Regions from separate parts of the Homo sapiens genome. Here region 2 is linked to region 1. A link is an interaction called in ENCODE POLR2A ChIA-PET data of the cell type or tissue named here. Cell type or tissue: endothelial cell of umbilical vein. All regions are shown on one strand. Links, peaks and the distances in the headings refer to the core of each region. The heading gives the core; the rest is flanking DNA.

Region 1 (2,913 bases), core at 263-2,762:
TTCAAGGTTCATTCACTTTGGAGCATGCATCCGTACTTCATTTCCTTTCATGGCTGAGTAATATTCCCATATATATATATATATATATACACACACACACACCACATTTTCTTTATCCACTCAAAGAGAACATTTTTTAAAAGTTTGCTCACTGATTCTTTTATTATGGTAAAATATATGTAAGGTTTACCACGTTAACCATTTTTAAGTGTACAATTCAGTGGCGCTAAGTGCATTTACACTGCTGTGCAACCATCAGCACCATTTATCTCCATGGAAGGGAATATTTTTCATTTTGTAGTTTTGTAGTTTTCTTAAACCTTCCACTTACATATCAGATCACTCCAAGATCACAAAATCTATCATGGCCGGTGCAGTAGCTCACACCAGTAATCCCAGCATTTTGGGAGGCCGAAGTGGGAAGACTGCTTGAGCCCAGGAGTTTGAGACCAGCCTGGGCAACAAGATGAGACCCCCATCTCTACAAAAAATAAAATAGCCAGTTGTGGTGGTACAGTCTGTATTTGGGAGGCCGAGGTGGGAGGATCGCTTGAGACTAGGAATTCAAGGCTGCAGTGAGCCATGATCACCCTGCTGCACTGAAGCCTGGGTGATGGGATCTAGAGAGCTAGATCCCATCTCCTAAAAAAAAAAAAAAAAAAAAAAAATAATGGGCTAGGCTAGGTGGCTCATGCTTGTAATCTTGGCACTTTGGGAGGCTGAGACAGGTGTATCACCTGAGGTCAGGAATTCGAGACCAGCCTGGCCAACATGGTAAAACCTTGTCTCTACTAAAAATGCAAAAATTCCAGGCGTGGTGGTGCATGCCTGTAATCCCAGCTACACAGTAGGCTTAGGCAGGAGAATCTCTTGAACCCAGGAGGCGGAGGTTGCAGTGAGCTGAGATCACGCCACTGCACTCCAGCCTGGGCCGTGGAGTGAGACTCTGTCTCAAAAAAACAAAACAAAACAAAAACAAAAAACCATCATGATGAACCATGACAGTGTGAAATGTGGCTTACTTCGATTTTTCAGTTAGTTTTGCTCTTATTCTCTCCCTTTAGGGTCTTAGTTTCTATCCCATTGATATTTTTCTTCAGTAAGGAGCCTTCTGAGAATTTCCCCTTCCCACTACATGCTTTTGACCCATGCAAATGAAGCCTGTCCTAGATCAAGCACCCTCCAAGGAAGGCCCTGGTCTGGTCTTTGTCCTCTCCAGATGGCCACATCTGTGACCACTTCCGTTCCTCACAAGACTGCCCTTTAGTGGCTCCTGTCTCCTGGGTCTCTGAATTGTCCTTCCCATATGGAGACATCCCCCCTGCAGCCTCACCTCTACCTGCTGCCTTCTCCCACCTATTCCTGTCACCCAATGTGTATTTGTAGAAAGAGGAAGTGATGGTGGTTCCTTCTGGCAGAGGCTCAGAGGGAAAGCTCCTCCCTCAGGAAGAAATAAGTGATAGCTCTGCAGTTTTCATGTGGGGCTTTTTAGGGGGTGGGGTGCAGCTGGAAAGAGAGAGACTGGGAGGAAGAGAAAGAGGGAGGAGCAGGAGGCCAGGCTCCTCGCCAACCTGGGCAAAAGGAGCAGGCCAGCAGCTTTGCCCTATGCAGCAGAAACAGCAGCAGTGAAACAATTCCTGGAAATTTACTCTTTTTCCTCCCCGCCCCACTTTTTTTCCCCAAAAAAGTGTAGACAAGATTTTGCGATCAACAATCAGAAAGGAAGGAAGGTACCAGGGAGGAGGTATTGGGAGGCAGAGATAAAGGCAGACGACTTTCCAGGGTCAGGTTAGGCAAAGGGCTGTGCTTGGACCCTGGCAGAAGGGGTGAGGCAGGCTGTCCCAGGGATCAACCCACGTGCCTGGCTTATGGGGTGGAGGCAGGTGCTTTGTGGACAGGTTAAGGCTGAGGGATTTGGCAGTAATTGCACTCGCGTCCACAGTGTGAACTTCCAGAAGGCCACTGAGTCAGGAAGCCAAGTCTAGTCGTGGAGGTTGTTCTGCCCTCCTGCCACCAGCTTCCCCAAGCTAGAGAGGAATCTGGTTTGCCCAGAAGTACCAGATTAGGAGCTTTCCAGGCTCCTCAAAGCCTGTGCCCCACTACCCTGTCCTTGGCTCTCTCTGCTCAGTTCTTCCCTCTTCACCGGCCCTTCACGAGACACTGTGGAGATAACACCAGTTTTTGAGTCAGACCTGTTTTTGACACTTTTTTCCACCACTTGGTAGCTGTGTGATCTTGGGCAGGTCACTTAACCTTTCTGAATCTCAGTTTCTTTTCTTTTGTTTTTTGTTTTTAAATATTTATTTGTACAGATTGATGTGGTACATGTGCAGTTTTGTTACATGAATAGGTTGCATGTTGGTCAAGCCAGGGCTTTTAGGGTATCCACCACAAGCATAACATGCATTGTACCCATTGACTAATTTCTCATCATCCACTCCTCTCCCATTCCCTCTTCCTTCCAAGTTTTCACTGTTTACCATTTCACTCTCCACATCCATGTGTACACATCTTTTAGCACTCACATTATGAGTGAGAACATGCAATATTTGATTTTCTGTGCCTCGATTGTTTTACTTAAAATAATGATCTCCAGTTCCATCCACATTGCTGCAAAAGACATAATTTCATTCCTTTTTATGGCCAAATAGTATTCCATTGTGTATATATACCACATTTTCTTTATCCTTTTATTCGTTGATGGACACTTAGGTTGATTCCATGTCTTTGCTATTGTGAATAGGGCTGTGATAAACATACTAGTGCAGGTGTCTTTTTAATGTACTGATTTCTTCCCCTTTGAGTAAATACCCAGTAGTGGGATTGCTGGGTCGAATGGCAGTTCTACTTTTAGTTTTTTGAAAAATCTGCATACTGTTTTCCATAGAAGTTGTACTAGTTCACATTCCCACC
Region 2 (2,913 bases), core at 190-2,689, 370 kb after region 1:
GGCTGGGACTGCAGCTGCTCACCATCATGCCTGGCTAACCTGGGGTCTTTTCACTATAAAGACTCCATTTTTTCACTGATGCATGGCAGGTTTAGGTCTGCTACTTAATTTAGAGCAAGCTTGTCCAGCCCACCCAGGACAACTTTGAATCTGGCCCAATACCAATTTGTAAACTTTCTTAAAAGATAACATGGAGATTTTCTTGTGATTTTTTTTTTTTTTTTAAAGCTCATCAGCTCTCATTAGTGTATTTTATGTGTGGCCCAAGACACTTCTTCCAGTGTGGTCCAGGGAAGCCAAAAGATTGGACACCCCTATTTAGACTAAAGATGAGATATCCTATATGGGAGATAAGTAAGTCCTAAAAACTTTTTCCCTTAAATCAACAAATGCACATTGCTTTTAGTTTTTAGAGATGGGGTCTTGCTATGGTGCATAGGCTGGACTTGCACTTTTGGGCTCAAGTAATCTTCCTGCCTCATCCTCCTGAGCAACTGAGACTACAGGCAGGAACCACCATGCTCAGCTAACTTTTTTATTTTTTGTGGAGACAGAGCCTTGCTATGTTTCCCAAGCTGGTCTTGATCTCCTGACCTCAAGTGATCTTCCTGCTTCAGCCTCCTGGAGCACTAGGATTACAGGCATGAGCCACCATGCTTGGCCTATTTTTATTTTTAAAATTTCAGTTAAAATTGATTAAGATACAGACAATTCCCACATACTATGCAGGGTTTATATATCATGCTCAGACTTATGTTATATTCACATTTATACTAATGGTGTCTAATTTTAGTAATGTAGCATATTTATGAATGTAACTCTTGCAGACTTTGGCCAGTGGGCATATATATTCTTTTCTTTTCTTTTTTTTTTTTTTTTTTGAGACAGGGTCATGCTCTGTCACCTAGGCTGGAGTGCAGTGGCATGATCATGGTTCACTGCAGCCTCGACCTCCTGGGCTCAAGTGATCCTTCTGCCTTAGCCTCTCGAGTAAGCTAGGACCACAGGTGTGCCCCACCACACCCTGCTCCTTTTTTTTTTTTTGAGATGAAGTCTCGCTCTTGTCCCCCAGGCTGGAGTGCAATGGCATGATCTCCGCTCACTGCAACCTCCGTCTCCCAGGTCCAAGCAATTCTCCTGCCTCAGCCTCCCGAGCAGCTGGGATTACAGGTGCCTGCCACCACGCCCAGCTAATTTTTGTATTTTTTAGTAGAGGTAGGGTTTCACCATGTTGGCCAGGCTGGTCTTGAACTCCTGACCTCAGGTGATCCGCCAGCCTCGGCCTCCCAAAGTGCTGGGATTTCAGGTGTGAGCCACCGTGCCTGGCCTTCACACCCTGCTACTTTTAAAATGTTTTGTAGAGATCGGTTCTCGCCATGTTATCCAGCTTGGTCTTAAACTCTTAGCCTCAAATAGTCCTCCTGCTTTGGCTTCCAAAGTATTGGGATTATAGGTGTGAACCACTATGCCAGGCCTCATCATATATGTACTTAACCAGTGTATTCATTCTTTTTTTTTTGAGATGGAGTTTCACTCTTGTCGCCCAGGCTGGAGTGCAATGGCGCAATTTCAGCTCACTGCAACCTCTGCCTTGCGGGTTCAAGCGATTCTCCTTCCTTAGCCTCCTGAGTAGCTGGGATTACAGGTGCCTGCCACCACACCCAGCTAATTTTTGTATTTTTAGTAGAGACAGGGTATTACCATGTTGGTCAGGCTGGTCTCGAACTCCTGACCTCAGGTGAGCCACCGTACCTGGCCTGAATTCTTCTCTTTTTTAAAATGTAGTAACATAATTCAAGGAGTTGCTTTTTCTGTATCAAGACAGATTATGTTTCTCACATATCAAGTTGGTATGCACTAGGATGTCACAAGAATCCGATTGATATGTTAGAGTTTACCAATAATTCTGGCTTCTGCTTGCTTTCTTTCCTTTCCTCTGTCAAAGTTAAATTCATTCTGATCAAGGGCTTCTTATCATTCTTAGTAGTATTCAGAAAGGGTGAAAAACTTTTTAGCCATACCTCAATGAGCCATTGCACTTTACAAATATAAGTATCTTGCTATTTTATTTTCCCTGTGACCGTTTCTTTATATTTAAGCCACAAAACTAAAACATTAGGAAATAACCATAATAGACATAACAGAATAATATTTTTTGGGATACCCTCATATTTAATCAATTTTCCACTGCTGACATTTTTCTGACCTGTGTTCTTGGGGAGCATAAAGAGTAGAAGTATTGCTGGATGATTCGAGGTTTGCCATTATGATCACCTTCCTGAAATGTATTCTCCTTTTCAAATCCCTTTACTAATGTAACTACTATCTTGAGATATCTAGGGCTATGGATAGGATAATTAGAAATTATGTTTAGCTCAAGTTTAATAATGAAACAAAGAGTGTTTATCAAATATGCTTTTCTGTCAAAAAGATGGCTTTGAGAACCTTTTGTGGGCCTGGGAGGGAGACTTTACCTTGGGGATAAAAACAAAAGGATGGAGAATGTTAAGTGGTACAGTAGAGGCTAATATCTAATATAGAAGGGTAACCTGGGCTGAGTGGGGCTTACACAGAGGGAAGACTCCTCCAGGTTTGTATCTTGGTTTTTCTCGCTAACTTGCTTTGTTTTTTAATCTACAAAGCTGGCTTTAAAAGACTGTTTTCATAGGTTCATTGCTCAGGCTAGAGGCATATTTTCTCCTTCTCTTTTCTTATTCTGTACCTTCCCTCACACAGTACTTAGGTAGGAGAAGGGTAAGTAGGTGGAGGGGAGGGGTCATTGCCCCTGGAAGATTCCAGGTGACATAACCTTGTTTAACCGCCAGTATTTTTTTTCCCTCTCTCTCCCCTCCTGCAGAAATGGAGGCAAACGACCATTTTAACTTTACTGGCCTTCCCCCTGCACCTGCTGCC

Evidence for each region. Peaks named below come from ENCODE experiments on the same cell type or tissue, not always from the same donor. Only the 100,000 strongest peaks of a DNase experiment are listed, where the experiment ranks them.
Region 2: POLR2A ChIA-PET joins it to region 1 with 6 read pairs; 5 of 35 experiments call an interaction of 5 or more read pairs at or near these places.

Annotation. Positions count from the first base shown.
Region 1 is chr12:56,990,155-56,993,067 of GRCh38, reverse strand. The region is part of intron 2 of LOC124902945 (a long non-coding RNA gene); the gene reads left to right. Among named protein-coding and RNA genes, the nearest start is that of ACKR5, 2.9 kb to the left of the region's middle. RefSeq lists a cis regulatory region at 1,100-1,914. In endothelial cell of umbilical vein, for the core only: no CTCF peak of the experiment used is centred there; a DNase peak (open chromatin) is centred at 1,577; H3K27ac peaks cover 266 bases.
Region 2 is chr12:56,617,477-56,620,389 of GRCh38, reverse strand. It overlaps BAZ2A (bromodomain adjacent to zinc finger domain 2A), which reads left to right. Exons shown (of 29, transcript NM_001300905.2): 2 at 2,858-2,913. The coding sequence starts at 2,860. Among named protein-coding and RNA genes, the nearest start is that of BAZ2A, 11 kb to the left of the region's middle. In endothelial cell of umbilical vein, for the core only: no CTCF peak of the experiment used is centred there; no DNase peak of the experiment used is centred there.